Regions from separate parts of the Mus musculus genome. Here region 2 is linked to region 1. Evidence: chromatin loops called from intact Hi-C (ENCODE). Cell type or tissue: left cerebral cortex. All regions are shown on one strand. Links, peaks and the distances in the headings refer to the core of each region. The heading gives the core; the rest is flanking DNA. Region 1 holds the start of Resf1 (retroelement silencing factor 1). Region 2 holds the start of Bicd1 (BICD cargo adaptor 1).

Evidence for each region. A loop is a pair of places that touch in the nucleus more often than their neighbours do. Peaks named below come from ENCODE experiments on the same cell type or tissue, not always from the same donor. Only the 100,000 strongest peaks of a DNase experiment are listed, where the experiment ranks them.
Region 2: a loop joins it to region 1, with 2.3 times the contacts of the local background. A loop is called at or near these places in 1 of 42 quality-filtered maps.

Annotation. Positions count from the first base shown.
Region 1 is chr6:149,305,158-149,314,333 of GRCm38, forward strand. It overlaps Resf1 (retroelement silencing factor 1), which reads left to right and starts at 4,257. Exons shown (of 5, transcript NM_026054.3): 1 at 4,257-4,747; 2 at 5,165-5,220. In left cerebral cortex, for the core only: CTCF peaks have their summits at 4,431 and 4,632; DNase peaks (open chromatin) are centred at 3,825, 4,292 and 4,587; H3K4me3 peaks cover 1,970 bases; H3K27ac peaks cover 1,378 bases.
Region 2 is chr6:149,404,494-149,413,669 of GRCm38, forward strand. Bicd1 (BICD cargo adaptor 1) reads left to right here and starts at 4,491. Exons shown (of 9, transcript NM_009753.4): 1 at 4,491-5,148. The coding sequence starts at 4,936. It also overlaps the pseudogene Gm15783. In left cerebral cortex, for the core only: no CTCF peak of the experiment used is centred there; DNase peaks (open chromatin) are centred at 4,492, 5,096 and 5,565; H3K4me3 peaks cover 2,539 bases; H3K27ac peaks cover 2,417 bases.

The sequences.
Region 1 (9,176 bases), core at 1,454-6,453:
CAATGATTAGGGTGGCCTGTGTCTGGAGAGGGAGGAGGGGCTGGAGGGAGAAAAGGAGCTGAGGGTTGAGGTCAAATATGATTGCAAAAGTGAATAATTTTGGGACCCTTCAGTTGGGTGCCAAGTAGAGAGGCTGGAGGTTTTCTAAGAGGTATCTCAAGGGGTAACAAGAAGGTATAGATGATACAATTCCCACAGCTGAAGGTGGTGTCGAAGCAGCTATAGGTGGTGGTGTCCTCAGGGAGGATCAAGTCATTCAGTGGGTTGTCACAGCACTCAACAGGGTCAAGTCTTAAGAGCCTGAGGAAACTCAGCACCTGGTACCAGGGCTTTTGATGGGGCCGGAAGTCTCTACAGAAGGCAATGAACTGAACTCAGGAAAGAGGTCTCATCCATGAGAAAATAACTGGGAGCAGGATCTCATAGTATCATGAAATCTATGGGGGCATAGAGAAGTTATGGGATTACAGGCAGTTCTTTAAGGGGAGGGAAGAGGGGTGGGGCATGAAAGGCTCACAATAATCCTATCAGGCCTAAGGAAGCTGTAGAATTTCATCTCTGAGGTTGTATATGTGTGTGTGGTAGTGGGGGAAGTGTCGGTTAAGAGGGTCAGCAGTAGTCATAAAGACCTTTGTTGGGGATATCCTTACTTCCAAGAGTACCAGAGGAATGCCAGACACTCAATGGTCATTTCCTCTGACTTAGGGGAAACTTACCAAATGACCCCTGGTGGATGAGGTGCTGACAGAGTGATAGGTGAGTCAAATGGTGCATCTTTCGTATGGTCTGAAGATGAGCGCGCAGGGTCCTAGGGTGGCTCACACCCTGAGAGGGAGCACAGGCACCAGGAGAGCCTATGACACCAATGTAAGGGCTTTTCTGGAACAAGAGCATCTTGGCAGTCCAAAGGCAATGAATACCACAAATTCACCCCATGGAACAAACCTCACACAAGAGATTTATTCGGGGAGAAAAACAGCATGGTGACTGTTTCTGAACAAGAAGAGAAACAGCAGTGTTGGACTGAGGGGAAGGCTTTTATACTTTGGAGCATACTCAGAAAGTATATTAAGATAGAAACATTGTTTGGCGGTTAAGAAGGAGTAACAGGGGATTGGGAATTTCCAAGTCTCTGAGCTTGTGGTCAAACCAGGGGCAGGTGGTTTTTCCTTTGGCTTACTTCTTGGGCTTGGGGTCAAGTCAGGGTTAAGATGTTCTTTCCCTGTCTTTTACCCTACAGTTATATCTCTGGCTAGTGGGCTACACTGTGTTGCAGCAGCTGGTCCAAAAGAGGTATATGTGTTTAATTCATTTGGCTAACACATAATTTTGTAGAGTTGAAGAGACAAAAAGCAGCCAGCATACCACCACCACCACCCCCACCCCCCCACCCACCCCGCCTTGAAAGCCTGGGTGCTGAAAATTAATGTCCTTGAAGTGATAAGATCCATTGCCCCAAGCTATAGCAAAGACAACCAAGCAGTGGAAAAGAGACGTAACAGCTTTGGCCAGCTTGTAACAACAGGAAAGAATGCATTGGTCACTGATAACAGGGCAAGTTATTCCTTCCCAGGTCAAAGAGGTCCTTTTCCAGTTGTATGGTTTCCTCCTTGCAGTTTGACAAACATTATCAGTTTGAAGGATAACATTCCTTAACCCCTTTACCCAATTATGTAACACCAAGACTTCAAAGCCCCAGCTTTTTGATTTTCATAGCTGGACCTTGGTGGTCAGCCTCAGGATAAGTCAGACACAAGAAAGTCAATAAGGAAGTCTATCGGGGGAGTCTACTGATTTAGCAAAAAGAGAAATGGAAAGGGGCATGACTCATGCTATGTTTGGGCCTGTCAGAACCCTTCAGCATTTTCTAATTTTTTTTTTCCCCGTTTCTTTGGTTGAGATAGGGTCTCTTTGTTTAACCCTATGTAGGCCAAGATGGACTCATTCACTCACAGAGATCTATCTGCCTGTTTCTCCTTCCCAGATTCTGGGATTAAAGGTGTATGCCACTAAACCCAGCAGAGGGTGCGTTTTTCTTTCAAGTACTTTGTAGAACATTTTGCCATTTCATTTGCAGATTGATAATGAGGTCATCAACAGCTTATCTTTGTTGAAGCCTGCCCCCACTAGCTGTAGCCCTTTTTTTTCCATGCCTATCAGCGATTTCATATTGTTGCTAATAATATTCCTGCCAGTCATTAACACAAAAAAATAACTTGACTCAGAGAAAGGTCATGCTGAGCACACATCCTGTTATGTTTGTTAATCTTAAGAAATTCCACAAAACTTTAGGTAGGACCTGTTAAATCAAAGGTCAATATGGATTGTCATGTCTAAAATGGCTTGTCAGAGATGATCACCAAGCAGTGCACCTTCGTGCACCTGAGTTTGAGCTCACTGTGGTTTTTGTGGCTGACATTGAAGAATGCTACTAATAATCCAAAAAGTTATGATTATAATACTCATGTTATCTCAAATTTCACCCGTTTGTAAGACCCCCACCCTCGGTCAGTGATACTTACTTCAAGACAACTCCAACACTGAGACAGATAGATGCAAAAAGCAAGAGGTTTATTTTCTGGTGCGATGGGATCGACCTTCAATTAGTCTCTCAAGGAGAGTGACTAGAAGGTGACTCTGAACAGCTACTGCAGTTTTTATACTTTTTAAGGGCACAGGTTACATCAGAAAGGTTACAGTTCAAACTTATTGGCTAACCATATTGACCTTTAAATCTATTGGCTAGAAAGCATGGGTAGATCATGACGTGCATTTGAACTCTATCTGGGACTTTCCAGAGGGTCAGGTGACTATCAGTCAGTACATTCTGTGGTTTTTCTGAGAATTGTTTACTCAAGAAAGTTCCTGTGGGTGGAGAATGGAATTTGACTTGGTCTTGACCTCAGGTGGGAGGGAGAAGCAGAAGTGGGGAGAGGGAGTGTAAGACTGGCAAAAGCCCTTAGGGTCCTTCATGTTCACCACCCATGTACCACCCTCTGTAGAAATCATAGTTTTAGGGGTCAAAATGAACCGACCAAGTCTACAGCTGCCAAAACAAGATTAGCAGTTCTCAGAAAAATAACAGTTCTCGGAAAAAGTCTCCTGCCCCACCTCGCACTAAATTCCGAGAAAAAACACAAACTGACCTTCTTGCCAGAATTCCCTGAAACATTAGTAGCTGACCAATGAGTTTTAAAATATACTGCTGCTTTGCTGACCCATCATAATATGGCTGTCCAACCCTCCACAAAATGTATAAAGGAACTATGCTTTCTGAGCTCTGGGGTTGACCCTCCCTGCGACGTGTCAGAACAATAAACCTCTTGCCATTGCAGCGATCTGTTGTCAAGTTGTGTTTTTGGGCTTGCGCACCCAGGGTAAAGCCTCGGAGGTCTTACACCTCCATTCCTTACCTAGGACCAATCAGCTTAAAAGTTAGCTGATAATACTTTGCCTAGTAAGCCTACTGCTTCCCTTCTTGCCCATTAAATGTTTTGTTATTTTCCCTATAAAAAGCCTACCCTGAGAGCAGACTAGGAATATAATTATGTTTCTGAGTTCTTTTTGCAGTCCTGAAGGTTTATTAATAGGGTAAGTGTTCAGTAAGTTGCTTAACTGGATCACTGTTCATATACTTTTGTTAGTATATGAACATGAATCTCTGAAGAATGATATCCCAGACTCAAATACTATGCAACAGCAAACAGCATTTATTGAACAAATTCCTGCACTCAGGAGCCCAATTCCATCAGGCCAATTCACTCTTTTCAGTTTGTGTGGCGATTCCTGAACCCCAACAATATATTTCCACTGGCCCTTGACGTTTCACTCCAGAAGCCCTTGTAGAAATATAGTTTTAGCAGTCAAAATGACCAGACCAAGTCTAAAGCTGCGAAAACAAGATTAGCAGTTCTCGGAGAAATAACTATAACAAATAATAACAGTTCTCCTGTCCCGCCTCGCACTAAATTCCAAGAAAAACCACAAATTGCTCTGACCTTGCTGCCAGAATTCCCCCGCGACATTGGTAGCTGACCAATGAGTTTAAAAATATTCTGCTGATTTGCTGACCCATCATAATATGATTGTAAGGCCTGGGGGTCTTACACCCTCAGGTGATTCTCATATAAATTCTAGGTGCAAGGCTGAGCTTTTTTCTCCCCTCAGACTGTAGAAGGCACACCTGCCCGGCACTAGGACCGCGGCCCTGGTGCAAGCGCTCGGGGGCGGAGTGGGGACCCAGCTGGACCCGCCCCAACGAAGGCTGCCACCAAACCTCTGCGCGCTCTGCGCTTGGCAGAGGCCTCGTCCCTTGCTATTGGCGTGTAAGCACCCGCCGGGCGGCAGGTCTGCTTCGGATCGGGCTTTTGTTCGGCCCCCTGGGCTCGGGGCTGGGTTTTCGCCACCTCTGTCCCGGCGGAGGGGCGCCGCCCGGGTCCTCGCTGTACCGCGGGGTCGCTGCGCGCCGGGCGGGCGCGGTCTGAGGTTGTTGGCCCGAGAAGCAGGCGGGCTTGTTGCAGCTAAGCGTCCCTTCCGGTTTCGGAAGGAGAAGCAGAGCTTTGTTTTGTTTTTCGGTTTCTTTCTGTCTCGGTCTTCCGCTCCTTGGCCCCCCTGCGACCCAGCGGAATTGCCTTGCGCTCCGCCTTCGAGCGCCCAGGCCTGTGTGAGCGCCGCGGCCCGCAGCATCTTGGAATCTGTTTGCATTTGTGGTACTTAAGAGTGCCTTCCTAGAAAAATGGAAAAACAGGTAAAGTGGGTGAGCTGGCTTGCATTTCAGTAGGCCAACTACAGAACTTGCGTGGGGATTTAAATTGTCTGCTGGGTGTGTTACAGTTAAGGGGAATCTTAAGTTTGTTTCTTGTTACCATTCAGATATACTAAGGTCTTAGTTATTGCTCCACTCAGCCCCCATCAGGTTCTCTTTTATCAGTCCACTAAAATTACTAAAGAAGTATTTTTGCTTTGGTATTAAAGGGCAGTAGTGGACTTGGAGAAGCCCGCTTGAATTCTAGTGGCAGGGAATATTTTGAGAGTAGCCTAATTCAGTAGTTTTGTTTTTAGCACAATTGAAATAAATTCAGTAAACTTAGTATGGTCTCAATGACACTGTAAGGGAAATGTACTAGACCTTAACTCTTGCTTTCTTGTTTCTTGATTTTCATAGAATTAGAGGCGTGAATACCTTGTGGAAGAGATTAAAAGGTAAAATTGTATTTACAGGTAAGTTTGCCTTTTATAAAGCCTATCCTGGTTCTACTGGATGACTATTTGCATTGTACCGTGGACTAACTTATTTTAGAATAAAGAGTATCATTGAATCAACACTAGTTAAACCTACAGAACTTGCCTAGCATGTGCTTGCCTTCAATTTTTGCATTTGGGAGACCAAGTCAGACAGATCTTTGAGTTAAAGGCTAGCCTAATCTACATACCAAATTTCAGTTTAGCTAGGACTGCATAGTGAAAGACTCAAAAAACTATCACCAAACAAAACTGTCACAGATCCAATGGGACACAGTAGATTTGATGGCAAAGCTTAAGAAATAATGTTGTTGGTATGGTACTTAACAATTTTATTTTTTGCCTTCATGAGATAGAGGAGAGATGATTTTTGCATTTTTTGTTTTGTTTTGAATTTTGGCAGTGTTCGAGATAGAACTCAGCCAGATTGCTACCCTGGAAAAGATTATGGTAGCTGGTGAATTAAAGTTACCTAGGCAGAGGCTAGCTCTTATTTTTGGTGGGAATGTAGTACCAGGGACTGTTTCTTATTTATTTTTAACTTGTTTTAATTTATGTGCGTAAGTGTTTTGCCCACATGTAAGTGTAGTTTTGTGTGCTTGGTGTGTAGAGCTCAGAAGAAGGCCTGGATCCTCTAGAACTGGAGTTACAGGCAGTTATAGCCACATGTTAGTGCTGGGACCACTTTTAGGGCCACAACTATTGAGTCATGTCTTTAAGCACTTATACTTAGTGATCTCTAGGGTTCCAGTCCATGACCATAAAACCTGTTAGAAAGCCTTTTCTGCCTACGAGGGCTATGGTTCCTACAGTGTAAGGAACAAGATAAAGAAATGATACCATGGATGAATGTAGCCATGGAAACCAAGCCTAGAGTGTGTGCATGAGTATGATAAAGTTGAAGTAAGGTGAACTTCCAATGGAGTAATGTGTGAATGCTTTAATTATTATTGGTTAAGTGTAGCTTAAATACTCCTGTCTGGCCACCGCAACTCACTCTAGGTTTGGTTTCCATGGTTACATTCATCCATTGTATTGTTTCCTTATCTTGTTCCTTACATACAGTTATGTTACTTGGATTCAGGTCTTGCTTGACCCCTCCAACTTGGGTCTACCACTTACTGTAAAATCTCAGAAGAATTTTACTTTCCTGCTTAGCTTCTCATCTGTAAATGGGATAACAGTAGTACCTACATTATGGAACTGTGGTAAGTTACAAGGGGGAAGCAGAGACAGGCAAATCTCTTAGTTCCAGGCCAGCCTAGTCTACATATTGTGACCCTGTCTAAAAAATCATTCCCAAACAAAACCAGCCAGTCAACCAACCTCTTAGATACTCTTTTTTTTTTTTTTAAAGACTTAGTTATATATAAGTACACTGTAGCTGTCTTCAGACACAGCAGAAGAGGGCATCAAATCTCATTACAGATGGTTTTGAGCCACCATGTGGTTGCTGGATTTGAACTAAGTACCTCTGGAAGAGCAGTCAGTGCTCTTAACCGCTGAGTCATCTCTCCAGCCCTGAACACTCTTAAAATAGCTCCCAGCACATAGTCTATTTTTTACAGCCTTAGGCATTTCACAGCTAGGCTGGCCTTGAACTTCCTGGCCTTGAACTTCTTGTCTAGCAAGGATGACCTTCAATTGATTCTTCTCTTCTTCCTCCTGAGTTTTGGGATTAGATTTGCCATGCCAAGCTCTCCTCTCTACTGGGTGTTTGTGGCCAAAACCAACCAGTGGCTATCTTGGCCTACCTTTTTCTTTTCCTCTTTCCTGTTTGATTAGTTCTGATATCTTGTACATTATCAGTGCTTTGATTTTTAGGAATTTAGCTGTTTAGGGATTATAATCTTGTTAAACTTTATAATAAAGGTGAACTTCAAGAATTTTTGGTTTATCTGCCTTTCTTTACTATTTCTTTGGAAACTAATCCATGCAAAAACAGTAGTAGGAAGTATTCCTACTAGTTGAGGTAAAGCAAGAGTTTACACCGACCCTGGCTATAGAAATGCAAACTAAGTGCAAATGGAAAAAAACTTTAGGACTGGGAATTCTGGTTTTTGTTTTTGGAGGCAGGGTACTTAAAATTCTTAGTATGCTAAATTAACTAGTAAATGAAGGGTGTAGTTACTGTTGGCCTAGTGAGGTTAGAACTACCAACAAACAACTCTGAAGATGTGAAAGCTATCTTTGAGCTGTGCTATTCTCTGCCTTGGGTTCTTAGGCAGTCTTAGAGGAGGTTGGGGTTTTTATTTTCATACATACTAAAATGTGTAAATTGGGAAGCTCGGGTTCAATTAGAAATTAAACAAAGGTTGCTTTAAAGGAATTTTTTTTATGAGGAACAATGACTTAAAATCACTTGTTTTGAACAATTTTGATTTGCCTTGCTAGTTGTTTAGAATTAATGTATATTGGTGCAAGCAGTCTGCTTATATACGTAGGACTGGCCTAACCCTATCCCTAACCCCATCTCCTTTCTACAAATACACTTAGAGTGCTGTACTAGCTGGTTTTGTGTGTCAATTTGACACAAGCTGGAGTTATCACAGAAAAAGGAGCTTCATTTGAGGTAATGCCTCCATGCGATCCAGCTGTGAGGTATTTTCTCAATTGGTGATCAAGTGAGGCTGATCTCTAGGCTGGTAGTCTTGGGTTCTATAAGAAAGCAGGCTGAGCAAGCCAGGAGAAGCAAGCCAGTAAGGAACATCCCTCCATGGCCTCTGAATCAGCTCCTGCTTCCTGACCTGCTTGAGTTCCAGTCCTGACTTCCTTGGTGGTGAACAGCAGTATAGAAGTGTAAGCTGAATAAACCCTTTCCTCCCCAACTTGCTTCTTGGTCACAATGTTTTGTCCAGGAATAGAAACCCTGAGTAAGACAAGTGCTGAGAAAGAATACTTCTTAAAGCCCCTTCCTGCGAATGAATGTTAATGCTATATTACCCTTAGATCACTACTTCAGTTGCTGGCAGAATGACCCTTCTTTTTCCTATCACCCCTTTTTCCTGGTGCCATTTTCTTGGGCCCAAGTTGGAAAGGGAGTTGGGATATTTCAAATAAGCTTTGTCTATATCTATTGAGATCATCTGATTTTCATCCTTTTTGAACCTTTTTGATTTTTTTTTTTTTGCATTAGTTTGTGATGTTGCACTATCCTTGAATTACTGGAATATATCTCAGAGTCATGGCATAGAATTTTAGTATGCACTTGAAGTTTACTTACTTGCATTAATATTTCATGAGGGGATTTTTCTGTCTGTATTTTGAGAGATTGTCTTCATACTGTACAGGATAATAGTAGGTTCAAAGAATTCAGTTGAGTGGTTTTTTTCCTTGTCTTGGAACATTCTGTTTAGAGTTGATTTTAAACTTTCAGGTTTAATGTGACTACTGAAGCCATCTGAGCCCAAACATTTCTTTATGGGTAGTTTTTTGGCTAATTGTTATGGCTTGAATGTGAAATGTTGTTCCCCCATGTGATGGTGTATGCCTCTAATCTCAATACTTGGGAGGCAGAGTTCGGTAGACCTCTGAGTTTGAGAACAATCATACAGTGATATTACTAAGAGAACATCTTTATTCTTTTGACCCAGGGAGTTTTATTGAGCATGGTATCAATGTATAACCCAGAGTCCCCATCTCCTTTATGGCAAATACCTGGTCTGGACAAACAGAGCAATGTAGTAAGGCCCTGTCTCAAACTCGCACACACACAGAGGTTTTTGTTTTTGTTGTTTTAGCTGACCATGTTAGCATAGGCCAATAGTATCAGGACTATTAGACTGAGGCTTGTAGGTCACAAATAAGAGGTCAACCTCTACTGTGTAATGAGTTCTAAGCCAGCTTGTGCATCATGACTGGAATTTACTGTTTACTATGCCATTAAAGACTAAGTCATCTGGGTGGGTATGGGGGACTTTTGGTATAGCACTGGA
Region 2 (9,176 bases), core at 1,509-6,508, 99 kb after region 1:
TGGCTCAGCAGGTAAGAGTGGTTGTTGTAGACTCATGAAGACCTGAGTTCAAATGTCTAGAACCCACATTTAAAAAACAATCTGGGTGTGGCTGTGCGTATATGCACCTGTAATTCCAAAACTGTGCAGGAGGGAATGGAGTGGGGAGGATCACTAGTACATCACTCACTTCTTTCTTTCTCTGTGTGTTATGTGTATTTGGTATGTGGGGGCACATGTATGTGGATACACAAGTAGTGTCCATGAATGTGGATGTCAGAGGTTAATGTTGGGTTAATTAATCACTATTAATCCTCAATTAACATTTACTTTAACTCTAGCCCTAACCCTAGTCAGCTTGCCCTAGGAATATTCTAGCTCTGCCTCCTGAGCTCTGGAATTATAGTTGGGTCACCATGCCTGTAAGTGTTTATATAGGTGCTGAAGATCAGAACTCTAGTCCTTCTTGCAGTGCTAATGATAGGATTGCAAGTATGTACTTCCATGTTCAGTTCAACTTCTGGGTTTTTGACCTAGCTATTTATAGAAATGTACTCAAAATAATCTGTATATGCTGTGATTTGTAGTACATGTATTACTTTAGCTGATAGAGTATAGTTTTGATCATCAAAGTGGTCCTTAAGATGATATTTATGAAAACTTAAAAACATTTTTCTCAGATCAAGAGAATCAAGGCTGACCATTGGACAGATTCAAAGAGAACAATAGATAGTAGCCTGATTTGTTTTTAAAGAAAGAATAATGTTATGTTATATTGTGTACTGAAGTGGTCTATAAATTCTTTTGTTGTTGTTATTTTTTTCATTAAAAATATGATAGTTTTATTATAGAAGAAAAATTAATGAGATAGGAGATTGTTTTTTGAGTAAATACATGCAGATGAGAACTTTGAATTGTTGGTTGTAGTAGTACATGTCCATAATTACTGCTTCAGTGTGGGCTGTATAGTGAGTGAGTTCCAGGCCAACTTGAGCAAGATGCCACTTCAAAAAACAAAACAAAATAACCAACCAAACAAACAAAAACAGAAAAAGTAGGGGCTAGAAAGATTGCTCAGTAGTTAAGAACATTTGTTGTTTTTGTAGAGGACCTGGGTTTGGTTTCTAGTACCTATGTAGCTCACAATCATCCCAAACTCCAGTTCTAGGGTACTCAGCACTCTCTTATGACATCTGCTGTCATTGGGTATACATGCAGTGTACATGCATACATGCAGGCAGAGCACTCATACACATGAAAAATGTTTAAAAACAAACCAAATTTACATATGGAGATATAGAAATCCAATTGTGACACGAAAGTGCCTTTTTGTTTGTTTTGTTTTTGTTTTTAAATGAAAACTGCTGAGAAAGACCTGGCACAGAAACAGAACCTGATAGAAGAATTTTGGAAATGTGTGGGAACATACAAGAACTTCTTGGTAGGCATTGGTGGCACACACCTGAAATTCTAGCACTCAGGAGGAAGAGGCAGGTGGATCTCTGAGTTTGAGGTCAGCTTGGTCTACACAGAAAGTTCAAGGATAGCTAGGAATACACAGAGAAAACTTGTCTTAAAAAACAAACAAACAAACAAAAAAACAGAAAAACAAAACAAAAAGGAGAAAAAAAAAGAACTTTTTTTTTTTGTTTTGTCTTGTTTTGTTTTTGTTTTTTAAATCTGCTTTGTGGCCAGAACAGCAGTCTTAAGGGCATCCAAAATGTGTGGAAACACAGCTAGATGCTCTTTGACAAAATCACAGTGATGATTATGAGATTATGTTGAAATTCTTTTGACAAGTGCCACCCAGTCAGGAAGAATTTGAGGAGTAGAATAGATGAAGGAGTGGTTCAAAAAGCACATGGAAAGAGACTTTGCCTGAGACAGGAACAAAGCACTATTTACTGTGAGCCTGGATCTGAGTCGCTGGAACAGTTTTCCCTTCCATGATACCATAGCTGAGCATGTCCATTGCTCTCAAGGGGGATATGGTGAGCCTGCTATCCAACTAAAAAGTATGCAAGTAGGGTGATGCGGACTGCAAAATAGGCCCAAATCCTCCTAATGCCTTTTGGTTAGGAGGTGACTTATTCAAAGTGACCATCAAATACATATAGGATGTACAGTCAGGAGGATTCTGGCAGATGAATTGTGACCTACCACAGAGTGCACCCGAGTCTAAAGAAGAGTCAAAAGAGGATGGTGATAACTGACTTGGAGACTCAGGACTGAGGTCTACCCATTTTCGGTCTCTTCCCTGAACCATACAGGACTGCTTCCACCCCTCTCTAGGGAACAGTTATGTACTTTGTTGCATATGAAGACAAGACAGGGTGATGGGAAATGACTGATTCTATAAAGAATATTTTTTTCATAGAATGTGTTCCTGCAGACAGAAAGAGAAGAAAAACAATTTTTGATGAGATTTACAGACAAAATAAACAAGATAGAGAATTGCAATTTCTTATGTATAACTTTATCATACTGTACCCCATAAACATGTACAATTATTATATGTCGATAAAAAAGAAAAATAAAACAAAAAGTTACATTGAGTCCTTGGAGAATATAGTACCTTTCTAGTAGGGAAGTGCCAAGGATGTGTCTATGGCTAAGAAATAACCCAGCAGGGGCTGGCGGGATGGCTCAGTGGTTAAAGAGCGCCGACTGCTCTTCTGAAGGTCCTGAGTTCAAATCCCAGCAACCACATGGTGGCTCACAACCATCCGTAATGAAATCTGATGGCCTCTTCTGGAGTATCTGAGGATAGCTACAGTGTACTTACATATAAATAAAAAAAAAAAAAAAAAAAGAAAAGAAATAACCCAGCAATCACAGAGAAACTGTTAGCCACTGATTTTGGAGATGCAATCCTTTTTCAACACCTATAAGTGGGAGATAGTGGTTTCTATATCAGGGTTGTCATGATGTATCTAACATGCTTTGAAGAATGCATGACTCACTATCTCAAGAACTTTGCTCTTATTTAAAGGGTGCATTTTTTTTTTTTTTGCTTAGTAGAATATCATAAATACCTTCTAAGAGAAATTGCAGACTCATTTCCTTTACTGAAGAATCCATGTAGTAAGGCCTATATAGAACTATCTGGAAGAAATACAGTGCCCGATATTTCAACCTTCCTAATGCTGTGACCCTTTAATTCAGTACCTCACATTGTGGTGACCCCCAACCATTAAATTATTTTTGTTGCTACTTGATAACTGCATTTTTTCTACTGTTATGACTTGTAATGTAAATGTCTGATATGAGACCTTTGTGAAAGGATTGTTCAAGCCCTGAAGGGGTTTCTACCCACAGGTTGAGAACCACTGGCCTAGAGACTTACTGAGCACCTGCAGATGTTATACAACAATTTCCTCCCAGATAGAACAGTTCATCTTAACAGAATTTCAATATACAGGATGTTCTAAAGAGAAGTAAAACATTCCATCCTTCTAGGAAGCTCTTAAACCCAGGAAGTAAACAACTCAAAGGCTTCCGTAAATTCATGAAACTAATGAGATTCACTCCTTCCCCAAGGATATATAATCAGGAAAGCAGGCCGAGAGTTGGGACAGACATGCTTAGCTACCTAGGAGAGACACAAATCACCAGAGCTATGTGAAACAGACAGTCTCCAACCTACTGAGCTGCTTTCAAGTTGTGTAGTATGGTTCAGGTTTTCCAGTGTCTATGATCTGTCACCCCTGGGGTGGGCTTTTGGTGATGTAGATATTTTTGAGTCATTTCTGTTTCTGTAAATAACCCCTCACTTATATTCCTTTAAATATTATTTCAATAAAACCCGTTGGTTCATCAAGTTGGACTGTGGTGGTAGCCTTACTGGGGTGAATAGATATTTGTTCACATCTCTCCAGTAATTACGTTATGCAGTAAGGTAGTATGATGAACTAAGTGCACAGAGGCTTAGGTTGGGGGACAGCAAAGTTCTCTGGTAGAGTGTTAGGTGGACTAGACCAAATTAGACAGAGTCTGAGAAAGGAGGAAGGACTCCCAAGGTACATCTATCAAGCTTTGGAAAAGCAGCATTCTTGAAAGCACTAGCTCTGTTTGTTTTCTGTGGGCTCACTGCACTCCAGTAGGCTTCGAATTCCCACCTCAGAAAACTTAGCCCGTTGGAGGCCTTCTTAGTGTTCTGATCTTTCAGACACCAATCACCCTTTCCAACACCCTTGCCCTTTCTTCAGCTGCCCTGGCTTCCTCAGTCTAGCATCTCTTCTCAGATGCAGTCCTCTTCCATCCCCCAGCCTCCTTAGCCTCCACTTCTCTTTAAGACACCCATTTTCCTCAGCCTTCATTCCGCCTCAGCGCGGTTCCCCCTCCTCAGCCCTCCGTAGTCTCCCATCATTCCTCAGCTAGTTCTGGGTCCCTCTGCCCTCATCCCTCTTCAGCAGTCGGCTGTGCTGCGCTGCGAGGCTCGGTGGGGTTTTGGATTTGCTCCTCCCCTTCCCTACCTCCCTGCATTCTGAGTGGCTGAGAGGAAGAGGACCAGTTGGAGTCCGCATCTGTGTGCACTGGCTGCCGCAGGGCCCAGCAAGCAGGTGGAGCTCAGCCTCCCACGGAGCATTGGGCGGTGGACCGCAGTGACGCGGCCTGAGACATGGCGGCCACGCGCCTCTGAGGCCGCAGAACCGGAGTCTCTTGCTGCGCGAGTTGCCCCTTGGCCATGCAGCTTGGCTGCTGACTGCCCCGGCGCGTGGCCCGGAGGATCCCGGCTGCGGTCATCACCTTGCAGTCTCCATGCTGCAGGGTATATTCCTCCCATATTCCATGTATTCCTCCTCAGTGCTTCCGGCCGTGTAGCCGCAGCTGCCGGCCGGGCCTCAGGGCGCTCTACCTATTATTCATCAGGCACTTTTCTTTTCCATTTTTATTTTCATTCCTATTTGCTTCTCCTTTTCCCTTCTGCTTTGCGTCTATCTCCGCCACCCCGCTATGGCCGCAGAGGAGGCGCTGAAGACGGTAGACCAATATAAGACTGAAATAGAGAGACTGACCAAGGAGCTCACAGAAACGACCCATGAGAAGATCCAGGCTGCAGAGTATGGGCTGGTGGTGCTGGAGGAGAAACTGACTCTCAAGCAACAGTATGACGAGCTGGAGGCCGAGTATGACGGCCTCAAACAAGAGCTGGAGCAGCTCAGAGAGGTGAGCAACCCGTCTCCTATTTCCCTCTCCAGGTTTGGCATTTCTCAGTGCCAGTCATCACTGTAAAGAAGTCAGAAGGGATATGGCCAGAAGGACTTCATCTTAGAGCCCTTTGTTGATAAGAGAATATTGAAAGAGTCCATTGTTTTCACCAATAGAAAAATTACCCAAGAAATGAATGCATAAGCTGGAATGGGAAGCTCTTTATTATGTGGGGGAGGGAGAGTCACAAGAAGTCTTCAGGCATCCGTGCTGGCAGGTAACATTGAATTGGGTTGAAATGCATAAATCAAACTTCTCAAACTGCTGTTATTTCAAACCCAGATATCAATGACCATAATCCATCCAATTGATGAGGTTTGTGCCTGAGGACCTACAATTTCAGGATGGTAGAATTTGGTACTTCAGTCGTCTGCTGAGTAATTGCTCCTTGGTGAAATAGGAACTAGTTATTAGGACTCACCAGTCCCGTTTGACGTTGGCTTTAGTCCTTGTCATGGGGCTGTAGGAGCAAAACAACTTTGCTGGGTGGTTTTGCTGCCCTTAATTTCACCTCTGTGCAAGGCTGGGCTATGCTTATGTCTTATAGAAGGCACCCTGAGACTGAGGAAAATCAAAATCATCTCCATATGGTGAGACATGAGAAAGAAATGTAAAATATATGGATATCTATGCCTTGCCTATCAAATATGGCCCTTCAGGTTGAAATTACTGTATTTATAAAATCAGAATATCACCAATGTTCTGTGAATAACATTTCCCCCCCTATTTTTATATTTCCTTCTTCTAAGGGTAATGTACTGAAATGTCCAACCAAATATTCATAAGGATTATACATACTATTTAAGACACTGGAAATAGCAAGCAGTCGTGTATAAATGTTAGTATACATAAACACAGATTTTCTGTGTGACAAGTCTTTATTTTTAGGTGCATACTAACATTTTAAATGTTAGGCATATCATACATAAATAGAAATACTTTTCTTATAATCTAAGCTTATTTTAGGGAAAGGGGAGGCCCAGTTTTGTATTGTCACAGTTAAAAAAACATGAGTATGACATTCTAATCAACTCACCTAACTTATAAATAATACATATTTAAACCTTTAATTATGCTATTTTATTTAGATGCTTAAATACCAAAATATGTAAATAGATATAGTTGAAAACAATAGATAGAGATATAATTTTTATATACCGGGCTATAAATTCTAGTTCATGCTTTTCTTGCTATATTCATATCTGGATTTAATGGTATCTGTACTTATATTTTCTAAATATGTCTTAGATTATGTCTTAGACTGACATGTTTTAGATGCTAAATCTTAGGAAGTAAGGAAATAGATGATTATTGTAATTCTCAGAGATGTTTCCATGATGTCTTTATTTATTGACTGTGCTTTGCCAAGGTGGAGAAATGCAAACCAATGTTATGTCATCACTTTCTTGATAAAAGAGGTGGACTTATTTGATGATATAAAATATGATTGTTAATAGACCTTTCTTCTTGAGCTAAACAACACTTTCAGGGATATTTATGTGTTGTTGTACTTAACACACTAAACCTTAATACAGTTGCCTTTTGTCTTTAGTAAACAATACTTAAAATAATGAGTTTGCCTTTTATTTATTTAAAGTTGATAGATAAAATTGTATGTATTTATTATGTGCAGAATTATGTTTTGCAGTGTACATATGTTATGCCTTTTTGGGCATTATATTGCTTCATATAATTATCTTTTTTGTGATAACTCAACATTCATTCTGTATTTTTAAAGAGTAAATATATTGGCATTATAATCATCATGGTGCACAGTGAATTTCTTAAACTTATTCTTCTTATCTAACTGTAATAATGACCTTTTCATCAATATCTCTTCTTTCAAGCAATCAACACTTCTAGTAACTATCACTTACATCTCTGATTCCTTATATGAATGAGATAATGAAATGTTTGTTTCCTGTGCCTGGCTTATTTTAAAATAATACAAAGTCTTAACACAGAGCTTAGCACATAATAAAAATAAAAATAAATATTTTATAAAATAAATTTATATTAGAAGAATTTACACCTTTATCAAGTGTTCAGAAGTCAATATTGCTTAGTGTTAGAGAAAGACTGAGAAAATTGAAGAGTGTAGAAAGTGACCACTGTTTTAGTCTCATTGTCAGTCAAGGGAAAAGGGGGAAATGTTTTATAAGAATGATGAAAGTTCTTAACAAAATAATACAAATGCCAATTATATTTTTTAAAATAAAAGATTTAAGAAATTTTGTTCTATATAGCAAGAAAAAATATAAGGAGTTTTTCTTTTTATCAAATGACACTTGCTATTACACATATTTTGACTTACATTTAGCATAAAGATAACTCAAAGCTGGGCAGTGGTGGTGCATGCCTTTAATCCCAGTTTAATCTGAGTTCAAGGCGAGCCTGGTCTACAGAATGAGTTCCAGGACAGCCAGGGCTACACAGAGAAACCCTGTCTCAGGAAAAAAAAAAAAAAAAAAAAAAAAAAAGAAAAGGAAAGAAAAAAGAAAGAAAGAAAACGCAAATGACAAATCCTAGTAAACAGGATTTTAGCTATATAGAAGTGTATTTTAAGGTAGTAAAAATAGTTATATGCTATTATTAGATAATAATACTTATTTTATCTTTTAAATATGTTTTATTTTCGTTGAGATTATTACTTAAATGAATTGAGTCATGTTTTGAATTAAATACAAAACAACAGTGTAAAACAATGTAATCTAATGATGATGTCACATACAAGCCATTTAGTGTGTGTGTGTGTGTGTGTGTGTGTGTAGGTCAGAGGACACTCAAATGTTATTCCTTAGACTACTTGTCTTTTGAGATAGTATCTCTTACTGGCCTGAAACTTGCTGAGTATGCTAAGTTAGCTGGTCAGTGAACTCTAGGGACCCACCTGTATCTGCCTCCCCAGTGCTGAGGTTACAAGTGTGTACTGCCATGCTATGCTTTTTAAAGCATTGAATTTAGGTCCTAATGCTTGTACAATAGATTTTTTTTTAAACCAAATAAGCCTTTTCTCAACCCTGGAAGTCATTGCTTTAAAATATTCTGGGGAGAAGGGACAGATGGCTCAGAGGGTAAGGGGTTTTGTTGCCAGGCTTGATGAGTTCCATTACTCTCCCTCCACCCTGTTTCTACATGGTAGAGAAAGAGAGCCCACTCTTGTAAGTTGTTTCCCTATCTCACATGAGTGGTACATACATGCACACGCACGCACACACACACACACACACACACACACACACACACACACACACACACACATTATTAAAATGTAATTAAAATTTTCATAGTAACAGAAAGTAAATTAGGACAACAACATAGTACATGTTCTTCTATGTGTTCTCCCTTCTGACTACCATTACCATTGCTCCTTTGGTAAATACTCTTTGTACTACTTTAAATGTCTTTGAACATATGAATCTATATGTAGGATTTTCTTTTTATTCTTTATTTTTATAAAGTCAGTTGTGAAGAATATGGTACTATTTAGGGAGGATTGATAAGGTGGCTCAAGTTCTGTCCTGATAGTTTGGAAGGTTGTCAGAAAGGAAAAATGAGTAGTTGTGTATGGAAGACTGTAATTTGCTTTGATGACCCTAAAGCAGCCTTGTGTGTTGATATGAAGGGAATAGATGGATAGTTCTGTTGGTGAATTATTGGTGATTTTGCTTCCTTGTCTCATTGGCTGATGATGGGAATATGTGCATCAGCATAATGCCTGGCTGGTTTCCACAGTCCTGCAGTGTGACCACATCCTGCCCACTCTAGATCTTGGTGTGAAGCCAGGATGATTCAGGCAGTTGGACATTATTAGTACACTACTCCTTATTTCTTCTCTGACAGTTGACATATATTATAAATATGACTGCTATGAACATAGTGGAGCATGTGTCCTTATTACATGTTGGAGCATCTTCTGGGTATATGCCTAGTATCTTATAAGCACTTCAGATCTTGTACAGCATCTCATAAGATAGGGAGAAAAG